Linked DNA regions of Homo sapiens: regions 1 and 2 are each linked to region 3. Evidence: chromatin contacts called from ENCODE Hi-C data. All regions are on one chromosome and are shown on one strand. The core of a region is the stretch at or near the end of the contact, and the rest is flanking DNA. Distances in the headings are between cores, read along the strand shown. Region 1 holds the start of POLN (DNA polymerase nu). Region 2 holds the start of ZFYVE28 (zinc finger FYVE-type containing 28). Region 3 holds the start of LRPAP1 (LDL receptor related protein associated protein 1).

Evidence for each region. A loop is a pair of places that touch in the nucleus more often than their neighbours do. Pooled maps may share reads with other maps.
Region 1: a loop to region 3 is called in a map of CD4-positive, alpha-beta T cell, with 8 times the contacts of the local background. The contact joins the promoter of POLN here to the promoter of LRPAP1 in region 3. A Hi-C loop is called at or near these places in 2 of 168 maps with a recorded cell type or tissue (CD4-positive, alpha-beta T cell and naive thymus-derived CD4-positive, alpha-beta T cell) and 5 of 50 pooled maps.
Region 2: a loop to region 3 is called in a pooled map, with 16 times the contacts of the local background. The contact joins the promoter of ZFYVE28 here to the promoter of LRPAP1 in region 3. A Hi-C loop is called at or near these places in 2 of 37 single-sample maps with no recorded cell type and 13 of 50 pooled maps.

The regions. Positions count from the first base shown.
Region 1 is chr4:2,240,793-2,244,814 of GRCh38, reverse strand. It overlaps POLN (DNA polymerase nu), which reads left to right and starts at 2,694. Exons shown (of 26, transcript NM_181808.4): 1 at 2,694-2,764; 2 at 3,025-3,295. It overlaps HAUS3 (HAUS augmin like complex subunit 3), which reads left to right and starts at 2,694. Exons shown (of 6, transcript NM_001303143.2): 1 at 2,694-2,764; 2 at 3,025-3,295; 3 at 3,722-4,022. The coding sequence starts at 3,869. It also overlaps the pseudogene COX6B1P5. RefSeq lists a silencer at 2,264-2,623 and enhancers at 3,304-3,403, 3,010-3,511.
Region 2 is chr4:2,416,526-2,420,980 of GRCh38, reverse strand. ZFYVE28 (zinc finger FYVE-type containing 28) reads left to right here and starts at 2,336. Exons shown (of 13, transcript NM_020972.3): 1 at 2,336-2,696. The coding sequence starts at 2,658. It overlaps CFAP99 (cilia and flagella associated protein 99), which reads right to left and starts at 2,026. Exons shown (of 16, transcript NM_001193282.4): 1 at 1,888-2,026. RefSeq lists silencers at 1,812-1,861, 2,102-2,331, 2,452-2,611 and enhancers at 3,617-4,175, 4,176-4,455.
Region 3 is chr4:3,529,739-3,534,090 of GRCh38, reverse strand. It overlaps LRPAP1 (LDL receptor related protein associated protein 1), which reads left to right and starts at 1,669. Exons shown (of 8, transcript NM_002337.4): 1 at 1,669-1,882. The coding sequence starts at 1,679. RefSeq lists silencers at 1,430-1,489, 1,930-2,179 and an enhancer at 1,680-1,889.

The sequences.
Region 1 (4,022 bases), core at 1,445-3,944, 1.3 Mb after region 3:
ATATTTTTTAATACTAATAGGAGAAAATCGCTTCCACAGGAAGGAGAAAAAGCAAACAGCAAAAACACTTGATCCTCACAGCTCTGTCTTTAGGTCTGTTTAGTCCATTATATTCTCATGGGCTTTTTCAGGGAGGATTAATTCCTGGGTTCCATTTATCTTTTGACCTTACTAAAACTCCAAATAATTTTGACTGCTGAAAAGAAAGCTTACCCTGGAAATACACGTAACATACTTGCTTTCTTAAATTCCCAAGGCAAGCTGAAGAAAACTTTCCACATCTGTATAGTTAAACCTATTGTGTTTGTCATTTGTACTCCAGGGGCTGATACTGTTGTAATTTTTACTTAATGGTTTTATGGCTTTTATGGTCTCATAAACACCTTTCCAACAAATAACTATGGTCAGCAATTCAAAATCAGATGGAGAATTAATTTGTGGCCCAAGAAACCACCCAGGAGTCACTAGGAAAGTGGGTTTCTAGAACGGCCTCCAGGGCTCTGGAGTGCACCCCTCCTGCCCTCCAGGGATCTCTTTCTATAAAGGAGCCCCTTGTCTTTCTGCCGTCTTTAATGCTGTCTCCTCAGAGTTCCTCCTTGCAGTCTATAAATATCCCCGAGTTCCTCTCATTTTCAAACAAAACAAAATAAAAAATCCTCCCCTCAGCCCTGCATTCCCACCCCCTCAGCTTGTGTTGTTTTGCATGCTCGCTCTCTGTCTTTCTCCTCTCTCTCTCTCTCTGTGTCTCTGTCTGTCTCTGTCTCTCTGTCTGTCTCTGTCTCTATCTGTCTCTCTGTGTCTCTGTCTCTCTGTCTCTGTCTCTGTGTCTCTGTCTCTCTGTCTCTGTCTCTCTGTGTCTCTCTGTCTCTGTCTCTGTCTCTCTGTCTCTGTCTCTCTGTTTCTGTCTCTCTCTGTCTCTCTGTATCTCTCTCTCTGTGTCACACTCCTCCCACCCAGTCTTTGCCTCATCAGCAACATTTCTGGAAGGCATTGCCTGCACAGCTCCCACTTCCTCCTGTCCAAACTGGCTCAACTCTGCCCCCTGATGCACACCCCCAACCTCCAACCCTGGGCTGCAAGGGTCCTCCCACCAGGCCTCCCCGTTCCAGCATCCCTGGTTTCCTTGCCTGCAGATTGGGCACCACTCTTTGAATTTTTTCCCATCATGTTTGTTTTTCAGATCATTTTAGGCCTTATTGACTTTTAAAAGAGGAGGAAAAAAACGTGAAACAAGTGAAGAATGAATAGGAAATATCTTTGACTCGATCAGATTACAATATTTGCCTTAGAACATTCTTATTTCTCTCCTTAAAAATATTAAGAAAAACTATCCAAACGACTTCTACCTAGTCACCCTGGACTAGGACATTGTCTAACAAGCCACCTTTAGGGTCATTTGACGCTGAAGGGAGGGAGTACTATTATATTTACCCATGACCAAAGCCCCTGCTAACCTGTGGAAGACTGAGGAGTGGCAAAGGATTTTTGTTTGGTAGAGATGCAAACGAATTCTGTCCAATAGAGAGGTCTGGTTTCACTGGGCTGTAGGGCATCAGCCAGATTCACATGAAATTTAGCAATCCCGTTTCAGTCATCTTTCACTGACTGCCATCCTCTTTGGAAATGGTGTACCATCCTCCTTGAGTTAAATATATCGATGTATTTAACTCAGGCCATTCCGTTTATTTCTAACATTTTGAAAAGGGAATTGTGGAGGAAGTCAGCTTTTTTTTTTTTTTTTTTTTTGAGACGGAGTCTTGCTCTGTCGCCCAGGCTAGAGTGCAGTGGCGTGATCTCGGCTCACTGCAACCTCCACCTCCTGGGTTCAAACGATTCTCCTGCCTCAGCCTCCCGAGTCGCTGGGATTACAGGCGCCCACCACCGCGCCCGGCTAATTTTTGTATTTTTTAGTAGAGATGGGGTTTCACCATCTTGGCCAGGCTGGTCTCGAACTCCTGACCTCATGATCCCCCCCCCCCCCCCCCCCGGCCTCCCAAAGTGCTGGGATTACAGGCATGAGCCACCGCGCCCGGCCAGAAGTCAGCTTTTACATAGTGTTCTGGTGAGGGATTAGAAATTAAGTGTTTTTGCAAAATAAAGTTCATTGTAAAAGACTCTAAGCGAACAATCCCTAACCCTTAAAATGTACCAGGCATTGGTCGGGCTGCTGTGAATGTTCCGGGAACTCGTCTCTCTCGGGGGCGAGCGCTATCACCGCCGGGCTCCAGCCTGTCTCCCAACCACCAACCTGCGCTGCTCTTTGTACCATTCAAAAGTGCCTTCAGAGGGTCTAGATTGAAGTACGGGGCAGGGCAGGCCTGAAGCACAACTGACGGCTCCGTTGAGAGCAGGCCCGCAGCTTCAGCTCCCCAGAGGGCGCCCCACCGCACCCCTCTGCACCCCTCTGCACCCCATTCATTGCCCAGGCTCCGCCCCCTGCCCAGGCCCCGCCCCTGTCCAGGCCCTGTCCCCGCCCTTCCCGGCCCAGACCCCGCCTCTCTCTGCCCTGCGCCCCGCCCAGGAGGCAGGATGCCCGCAGCGGCCGGGGGCCGAGCGCCGCCTGCTCAGCTCCACCCCATAGTCCAGCCTCGCCGACTCCGCCTCTTTTGACACTACGCCTGCGCAAACAGTCATCCCCCACGACCACGCCGTCGCCTTGTGCGCTTGCGCGCGTCCAGGCGCTCCCGTGAGGCAGTGCGAGGCGCGCGGGGCACGGAGGGCGGTGGCGGCGGGCTCCTGCGAGAAGCAAGCGGAACTTCCTGAGGTGACTGACGCGGGCCTCGGTTCTGGGCGCAGGGGTGTGGGGCTGGAGGAGTGGCCGCGATCCCCGTCTGCACCCAGGTGCCTCTTTTTTTTCCTGCGCTCCTGGGGGCTCCTTCCAGGTGCTCCAGCAGCTGCCCGGGGATCAGGGCCCGGTCCGCTGGGCGAGGAGCTGGGGCGGGGGCTGTGCGGGGCCTGTCACCCCCGTCTTCTGCAGCTCGGTGTCGACGGCGATTCGGTGGGCTTGTGCGTTTGTTTTGTCAGCGTGCTTAGGTGTCACAGCTGGGTGACCCTCCGAAGGAAGGTTTTGCCGCTGGCGCGTCTGGTGTATCGCGGCCTTGGGGCCGCGGATCCCTGGGGCTTGCCGCTGCCTCTGGGGTTCGCGCGGCCCTGGCGTCGGGGCTGCCTCAGCGCTGGCTGAAGGCCGGCCCGAAGCACCCTTAATTGTGGCCGCGCGCTTCCCTGCTGCTCCTGCTGTTCTCCGCGTCGCGGTGGTGGACTCTGGAGGTGGAGCCTTGCCCGGCGAGACGTTGAGGTAAATATTTAGTTGATCTTCAGAAGATGTGCCATGCTTATTTGCGTCTTCTTACGTACGGAGGGCAGGGAAGAGAGGCTGCCTAGCCTCCTGGTGGCTTGGGTTTGTTTGGATCCATTTATTTTGAATTAAAAACAAATGCTGCTCTATAAAGTGTAATGCATTTTAAACCATTTTATCTTTGGAAAAAAAGATAAAATGGATCCAAATAGATCCACTTTCTTGTTAATTACTTTTCGTTACTGTTGCGGTTTTCTGAGAACTAGCCTAATTGTTTCTGTTTCTCTTTATCATCATCAAACATTGCAGCTACGACTACCTGTCATTTATCCCGCTCTCGGATATCATGTGATATTTGTCTGTGTCTTCTTTTTAAAAACACTGTCGTCATATTTGTGGTCTAATACTTGTTTTCTTCCCCCCTAGGAGGAATCATTATAGATTCTAAAAATATATTTTCCCTTCTCTGTGGACTTGGTATAAAACGTAGCTTTTTTTCTGCTTGGATTTATTTTCTAAAAATCAACACCGTAAACCCATATCAGATACAACAAAATTGGGGTAGTTAAAACCATGAGTTGTGGAAATGAGTTTGTGGAAACATTAAAAAAAATTGGTTATCCCAAAGCTGATAATCTTAATGGAGAAGACTTTGACTGGTTGTTTGAGGGCGTTGAAGATGAATCGTTTCTGAAGTGGTTTTGTGGGAATGTGAATGAACAGAACG
Region 2 (4,455 bases), core at 1,087-3,586, 1.1 Mb after region 3:
CCTGGCAGCTGGGGCATGGTTGTGTGGCTAAGTTCTCCCACCACCTTCAAGAAGTGGAAAGGTGTGAGACTTCTGGAAAGTCTCCCTGAACGAGAGAGGCATATCCATCTTCTCTTTTGCAGCTGGTTCCTGGGCCGAGGAGGTGATGGCAGGAATGTGGGCAGCCATCCTGGATCATGAAGAAACGTGAATGGCAGATAGAAAAGCTGATCCTTGAGGACTTTAGGGCTGCCATACCAACCACGATTGCCTCTCCATGGACCTCTTTTATAAAAATATGAGTAATATTCTTGTTTAGGCCACTGTGATGTTGGGATTTTTCAATACATGCAGCTAAACCTAACTGATACCCCACTTCCCCAAGTTCAGCCTTCATCCCATGCACAATTTCAAACTATAAAACACAGGAAGGGAGCCTCTGAGCAGATACAACTGCTCCAGGCCTTGGAGTTGGCCAAGGATAGACCCACAGAGAACAGCCATTCACTCAGTGGACAAGCCCATCAAGTGTCTACCCCAAGATCCTGTGCTGAAGAAATGATGGCTTTGGGAGCAGCAGGTTTTATGGGGGAAGACTGAGAGTGTGGTTTGGGACACGTTAAATTTGAGAGGATCTGTTAGGCGTCCAAATGGTGAAGAACAGGTAAACAGGTCTGGAGTTTCAGGGTTGAGGCTAGAGATATAGGTTTTGAGAAGTTTGGGAGAAAATGGTTGTTTATAAAACCATGTAACTGTAGGAAATCCCCCAGGGAGGGAGTGGATAGAGTAGGTTCCAAGGACTGAGTCCAGGGTCTCCAGTGTTGAGAGGTCGGTGAGCAGGGGAGGCATCCAGCCAAGGAGATCAAGCAGGAGTGGCCAGGAGCGAGGAGGAGAAGTGGACAGTGGGATCTGTTTCAGCCAAGTGAGGATGCTGTGTCACGGAGAGGGCACAGTCGGCTGGGTCACGTGGTAGTGACAGTTCAAGGAAGAGATGAGCGCTGACCCCGATCATCGGATTTTGCAACATCAAGGTCAAGGATGACTTTGATAAAGAGCTTCAGAGGAGTGGTTGGGTGAAAATCTGATGGGAGTAGTTTCCAGAAAGAACAAGTGGGAAGGAATTGGAGATAAGGGGAAACTCCAGAGGGGTTTTGCCCTTCAGAGGGTCGACTGGGTGGTAGGAAGAGGAGAGTAGGGAAAATCAATCAGTTACTCAAAAATAAACATGGACCCTACCCCCAACTAAGAGAAATCTTAGATGCCAGCGCGCCTAGGCTCACATCGCGTCTGTTGGAATAAAGTGGTCATGGAGCCCACGGACCTTTCTGAGCACCTGGCACTGGCCAGTGAGGACAAGCAGGAACAGGTCAGACTTCTCAATTCTGAACCGAGGGGGGCATGACTTCCATCTCCTGTGTCTTACATCTGCACGTTTCACAACAAGCCAGAGACGTGGTGGTGGTGCGGCAGGGAAAAGTGCAGCGCTGTGGGGTCAGGCCGACCCAGATCCGCCGTGATCTGGATGCAACCCCCACAGCCAGGGCACGCCGGCCTCGTTGTGCCTGCTTCTCTGGCTGTCAATGGGAAGTTTAAGTGAGGCCACGTGTGGGTTTTTAGCTCTCTGCTTGACACATAGCAGGTACTCAGATTGAGGTGAGCGTTTTAAGGTACAAATTAGGGCACCACTGGGGGGAGTAGCGAGGGCGGAAGAGTATCTTTTTAGAACGCACCGCTGATAGTGGTGATTTAAAAAAAAAAAAAGAGGCACCGTTCACTTTCATCGGGGAGCTGGGAAGAAGACAGAAGAGGTGTTTGGGAGAAGCAAGATGAGCAGCGAGCGAGAGGGAACCGGCCGGCAGGTCATGAAAATCGGCGGCGCGTCGCCCCGCACCTGTCCCGCCCCCGTACCTGGCGGGCGCTCGGGGCAGCCGAGCCCTCCTGCCGCCGCCACCTGCCACCGCAGCAGTTTCCTGGGCCAGCTGGGGCTAAGGTGTTGGCAGTCGTCGTCCGTCAGCTCCCGGTAGGCAGGACGCCGCGGCTGTTTGGCGTCGTCACCTAGCAACCGGCGGCACGCTCCGCCGCCATCGGGTGGACTACAACTCCCACAATACACAGCGCCGCGGCGCGGCCCGGGACGCCAAGCCCTGGGCGCCACCTCCCCGCCATGCCTTTCGGGACTTGTAGTTTCTTGGATACCCGGGCGCGGCGGGTCGCCCCGCCGGCAGGGAGCGCGCCTCGGGCGGGGTGCGGCGCCCGCGCAGGGATTGGGCCGCCTCCGCCCCGCCCGCCCCGCCCGCAGCGCGCGGTGGGCCCGGGGCTCGCGGCGCCCTAGGCGCATGTGCGGCGCGGGGCGGCCGTGACCAGCGGAGCGCTGGGTGTCAGTGAGCAGCGAGGAGCCGCGCGCCCCCGTGCCCGCGTCTGTCCGTGCGCCCGAGCGCCCACTCCCGGGTCTGAGGTCTGCCCGGCGCGCCGCTTGCAGAGCATACTCAGGGCCGCGCACCTGCCCCGCGCACCTGCCCGCCGCCCGCTCGGCGCTCCGGGCTTCGCTAGCCAGCCTCCCTGCGACAGCGCGGGGGCTCCGGCCGTGCCTCCGCGTCCGCCCCGCGCCTCAGCCGGGCCCGGGCGCAGCGCTGCGGAGGGCGAGGGCCGCCCGGAGTCCGGCCAGGGCCGGCGCGGCGATGATGAACAGGTTCCGAAAGTGGCTCTACAAACCCAAGGTGAGCGGCCCCGCTCGGGCCGGACGCCCCCCGCGTCGCGGCCTCTCCCTTCCCCAGGACCGCCCGTCCGCCCTACAAGACGGACTCCCTTTCCCTGTCCGTGGCCGGCCTCTTCCCCCACCGCCGACATCCTTCCCTCCACTCCAAGACTTGGACAGATCTTCATCGCCCTGTCTCTGAGGCGGATCCGAACCTCCCTCCCGGCTTCCTAAGCCCGGGTCCAGGACTGACCCTCCTGCTCCTCCTCTCGGGCCGGGGCGCACTTTCCCTCCCCCTCTATCCAGGGCCACAACGGGCCCCTCTCCCTCCTCATCCCGGTCCTGGACGGTGCCCTCCTACACTTCGTGGTCCCCAGCCCGCGGGCCCGGAGCAGACCCCCTACTACTTCTCCGTCTCCCCTCCCTGCACCAGGAATGCCCCCTCATTCCCGTCCTGCCCCCACCCCCATTGTCCTGGGCCCGGAATAGATCTCCCTCCGCACTCCAGAACAGACCCTCTCCCCACTTCCCCAGGTTCTGAGAGAACCCACATTTCCCAATCCCTGGGTCCAGGGCAGACCCGTCCTTCCATGTCCAGAGAGGATCCTGATGGCCCTGCCAACGGCCTCCCTTCCCGAACCAGGACTGACCCACACCTCGGCCCAGTTCGCGTCCCCTCCCTTGTCCCTATCCTTGTCCCTTCCCCACCCACGTCCTCTGGAATCCGGGACAGGTCCTCCGCCCGGCCCTTGGGGCGAGCGCGCCCGTGGCCAGCAGCCTCGGCGGGGCGGGAGGTGCGGCTCTCCAGCCGGCGCCCGCGCCTCTCCTAGCGCCGCGGGGTCGGGGTCCGGGCGGCGCGCCCCGTGCCTCAGCGGCTGCGCCAGTCGCACTGCGGGCGCTGCGTCCCCGCCGCCCGCCTGGGGCTCGTGCCCGCTGCAGCCGGAGCAGGGCCGGGCGCGCTCGGCGCGGGATGAAGGCGCGGCGGTGTTCAGGATCCCGGCGCAGGGTCCAGGGCGCATCTGGGCGTCCGAGGGTGGCACCCTGGGGCCGGCGCAGCGGGGAGGCCCGGGCCCTGAGATCTTGGGGGAGGTCACGGCTCGGGTGGGGTCACCGCGGCGACCAAGGGCGGGAGTGGGGCCAGCGCTTCGTCCGGGCAGCTCGGACGTCCGAGGCCACCGCGTTGCCGACCTACCCCTCCTCCCTCCACTGGCCGCCTTTCTCCGTCCAGCGTCCCAGGCCTCCGCCTCCACCGTGGGTGAGCTGTCACGGCAGAGGTTTCCTGAAATCCGTGCCTCGCGTGCGCCCATTCCAGGAAGGCGGGAGGTGGGTTTGGAAGATCGGCACGGAGGTTTGAGGGCTCACTCAGGGCCCCGAAGGGCGCGTGCTTCACGGCCTTTGAGGTCGGGGAATTCTGTTTGTCGTTGCCGGAGTGTTGGGTTGAGGGCTTACGGTACATGGGGCGCCCCTTGCTCGGCCTTGGCTTGATTGGGAGGGGACTCGGGGGGATTCAGGGTTCCTGTGGCGTCACTCCCTGCTCCCAACCTCCCTGTCCCTAGCAGCGACTTCTTAAGGGTTCGTCCCGAGCCTTGCGTTTCCTGGCGCTGGGTGTGGTTTGGGGCCGAGCCGTCTGCGCCCAGCCTCTCCTCCTGCGGCGCCTTCGAGCCCCTCTCGGTCCTGCCTGCTGCCCCCATGTGCCTCTGCCGGGGTAGGGCGGTGGCCTCCGCTCTGGATAGCTGTATGAATGGTGTTTGGTTCCAGTGACTTTTCCTCACCAGTTACTG
Region 3 (4,352 bases), core at 420-2,919:
GAACGAGGGAACACAAGGGGAAGGCAGGCACAGGTGAGAATCTAGGCCAGGCTCACCTGGCCATTCTGTCCTGAGGCTTAAAAACATGCAATGATGGCAATGACAGCATTTGATCTGTCTCTGGAGTCACTTCGCATGAGGTCATTCTCCCTCCACCACCCTCCTGGGGGATTCCTTTACCTCCTCTCCCCCATACATCCCATATTGGGAACTTGTGCTTCCAGCTAAGATGCAGTAACAGACTGAATTTACCCTCTTGCCTGAAACAACTCAACAGCTGGAAAAAAAGAAATGAAACGATGGCTCTGAAAATACTAGAAAAGCAGCACAGGACAGAAGCAGATCACCTTGATTCCAGGGACCTGAAATCTTCTCTGGAACAACACAAGATACAATTTAAATGTAAATTAGGGTAGGCCCAGTGGCCCACGCCTGTAATCCCAGCACTTTGGGGGACCAAGACGGGAGGGTTGCTTGAGCCCAGGAGTTGGAGAACAGCCTGGACAACATAGGGAGACCTAATTTCTACCAAAAAATTTCAAAAATTAGCTGGGCGTGGTGACACGCACCTATAGTTCCAGCTACTTGGGAGGCTGAGGCAGGAGGATCGCTTTAGCCCAGGAGGTCGAGGCTGCAGTGAGCCATGATCATGCCACTGCACTCCAGCCTCGATGACAGAGACCCTATCCCCCCACGCAAAAAAAGGAAATGAATTAACATTAATTCCTCTCAAGATGCCCAGGCTCTATTCACCCCCTTTGTCATTGTCCCTCCAGTTGGAAATTCCTCCCTCCCCCCGCAAAATCCCGCCCACCCTTGGAGGCCTTTTCAGATCATTCTTGCCAGATGAGCTCCCCTTGTCCCTTCTCTGAGCCCAAAGGGGCCCAGCTGCTGTCTGTCTCCCTCCTTCCCCTTGTTTCCCGCGCTACCTCCAGGGCACTTCCCAACTCACTGGCCAAGCCCCCAACGAGCGGTCTATGCTAACTTTGGCTCTGTGAATTTCCTAGAGTGTCATGGGTTGGGGAAAAGCGCGCGAAGTCCTGCCTTGCAGCAGGCGCGAGAGCAGGCGCTTGGGACGCGGGTTGGGGCAGGGGCCCCGGGACGTAGGGGGACGTCTGCGCGGCCCTGCGTCCCCGGGACAACCTGGCCTGGGCTTACCCACGGCCAGGCGCTCCGCGGAGGGCAGAAGCGGGCTGGGCCAGGCTCCTCAGCGCCAGGCCCGGGCCGCAGTGCCAACCCCGCAACGGCACTGGACATGCAAGAGTCGGCGTCAGTGCGCGTGAAGCCGGAGCATTATCAGGCTCAGCCAAACGCGGCCCGGTTCTTGGGCTTTCCGCTCTTTCTGTGGGGCAGAGAGGGAAAGAGGCCTCGAGTCGTGCGGGCTCCAGGCTCCGGGCTCTGGGTGAGGCCTGATCCCTGCTCCCACCCGGCCACCCTCATTCTCCAGTTGTATCCCCTGCCAGAGTCTGCAGCCTCGGGCCGCGGCGTGGTTGCCTGGGAAACGCTTGCGCCTGCGCAGGGCTTCCTAGGCGCTGGAGTCCGCCGGCGGCCTCGCCGCTGCCGGCCGCTCACGGAGGAACTACAATTCCCAGGAGACCGCGCGGTGGGTGGGGGCGGGGTAGTGGGCGGGGCATCGGCAGGCTAGGTTTTCTCCGCGCAGCGCCAGTCGCAGAGGAAGATGGCGCCGCGGAGGGTCAGGTCGTTTCTGCGCGGGCTCCCGGCGCTGCTACTGCTGCTGCTCTTCCTCGGGCCCTGGCCCGCTGCGAGCCACGGCGGCAAGTACTCGCGGGAGAAGAACCAGCCCAAGCCGTCCCCGAAACGCGAGTCCGGAGAGGAGTTCCGCATGGAGAAGTTGAACCAGCTGTGGGAGAAGGCCCAGCGAGTGAGCGCGGCCCGCGGTCGGTGGAGCGGGGCCTGGGGGCGGGGGCCGTGGTTGGGGTCGTTGGAGCGGGGCCCAGGGGTCGGAGGCGGAGGGGGGCGCAGCCGGGGCACCTGTGCCCTACGCGCCCTGTCCTTGGCACAGCCTCCCCCAAGTGTCAGGTGGGGCGCCCCGACCCCTTCTGCAGCAGGAAAGGTACCCGTGCCGGCGACGACGCCGTGTGAAGCAGGTGGCGGCCGGCACCCCGAGGGTCAGTGTCGCCCTCCCCAGCCTGGGCGGCCTGCTGACCCGAGCGTAGGGACAGAACCAGGCTAGATCACAGGTCTCCTGCCTCCCGAGCCTTTGCCTGTTCCCTCAACCTTATCTCCCTATGTGGGGAAACAAGAAAAACAAAATGTTGGGTAGAAAGACGTGTCCAGGGACAGAAGGAATCCCAGTAGCAAGCCCGTGCTTGTTCATTTGAGCGAGAAATGAGGAGGTGAGGAGATGGGATCGGTTTAGAGCACATAAAACGCGACCTTGGGAATGCTGAAAGTCAGTCTTAACAGGGCGCTCACCTGACCTCTCCTTCATTTGAGAGATGAGGGTACGGAGGCCCCGAGGGGAAAGGGCACCCCCAAGGTGGCTCGGCCGGTGGGGCCCCCCGGGACAACAGCTTCCTAATTGGTGCGTGACCCTGGGCCAGCTGCTCTCTTCATTAAGATACGGTTGCTTCATTTGTTAGGTGTTCCTGAAAACACCTGAAATGGGTGTTTTCGAACTATGCCGACCATCTGGGCCTCATTATCTCATCTCAAATGCAGGAGTCAGATTAGATCTCTGTCTCAATAGTCCAGTTTTAAGCATTCCTGAGTCTTTGAGAGGGAAAGTAAGTGATTTGCAGAATAAGAAGGAACTTTTGGAACGAAAAGGGAGAGGAGAAACAGGTGGGGGACAGACAGACGACAGACGGTTATAAGACTGCGTGGGGATGGGGATTGACGCCTGGGCATCAGCTCCACAGGCCCTTCCTGAACTGCTCCTGGGACCAGCAGTCAAGCCCCAGGCGTAATGTTCAGCCTGCGGAGGTGGGAGGTGGGAGAACGCTCTGGGCTGGAGCGGCAGGGCGGCTTCTTGGAGGAAGGGATTCTGGAGGGGCTGGGGACACGGCTGGGTTTGGATGTGTTGATGGCCTCCCAGCAGCAGGGAACAGGTGTGACCAGGAGCAGCCGGGATGCAGTGCTGCCTCCCCGTGCCCACTGCACTGGGCATCTGTTGAGTGGGTGGAGTCCCCCCTCCCCATGAGGAATGGGGAGCCCGAAATAGACTCCCTGACCGATTGGAGGTGGCGCTGAGGAAGTGCACTCGGACCCAGGAACCCCAGCGGCTCCCTTTTGGGTGCTGGCCCAAGTCTTCCACCTGCTCTGCAGGGCCGCCCTGGTGCGCTCCACCTTACCTCCAGCCACCTCCAGCTGGTCCTCTGTCTTTGTCAGCCCAGGCCTCCTGCAGCAATACACCTGCCCTCAGGCTGCCCCTGCACTGGTCCAGCTACCCTCGGGCTGCCCCTGCACTGTCCCCCGGTGCTGGGTGCTCGCCTGACCAGTTTCAGTCTTGGGTTGGGTCATGTCTCCTAAACCTCCCTGAGGTTCACTGGGCACCATGGTAGGGCGAGCTGCTCACCTCCACTTTGGACTGAGCCTTGGACTAGATGATCTTTCTGGTCCCTTTAAGTCCTGAAGTTCTAGTTGTGTGGGCAAGTCTTTTTTGCTGAACAGAACGTGAAGTTCTTCGGGGGTGAGGGTGTTTTGGGGGATTTTGTGTGTCTTCCCCCATTCCAGAGAGCCTGGTACTATGGCAGGCAGGCCTGCAGAGCCCATTCGTCCTGATTTTCCTTCCAGATAACGGAAGCTTGGAGGGTGGCGGTGCTGTGAGGGTGTTCTATCCTGGAGCCAAGTGTGCAGGCGTCAGACCCGTCCGGGTCTTTTTGAGGTTCTCAGTGGCGGTAGTGCATCCCGGGTGGTCTTTGTGCTGTGGCTCTTTCTGCCGAGCGTGCCAGGGCCCAGGGTGGTCAGGAGGCAGGAGGAGCCACAGTCAGTTCAAACGTAGGGGGAGAGAATTGTTCGTGCAAATAGTCACTCCAGTCGGCTTCTTACCCCACCTGACTCGCCGCTCTAGGTAGGTATCAGACGGAGACGGGGTCTTGGATCGCCCCCTGGAAGATAATTGAGGTGAGGGCTGCTTTTTCAGAGAAGCACTTCCTGCCCGGCTCTGCAGCCACTGCTCTCAGCCTCCTGCGACCTGCGCTCAGCAGCCAGGACGGTCTTGTCCTTTCTTTGGTTTGCTTCATGAAAACATCGTGTCCCTGTTTTCTGCATGTAAAGCCACATCCTGGCATATAGGATTGCGTAGTGTGTCAGTAGGCATAGGGTGAAGGGAGCGTTTCAGGAAACCTTTGCCTTTGATGGGCTTGGGCTGTGAGACCTGCGTTGAGGTT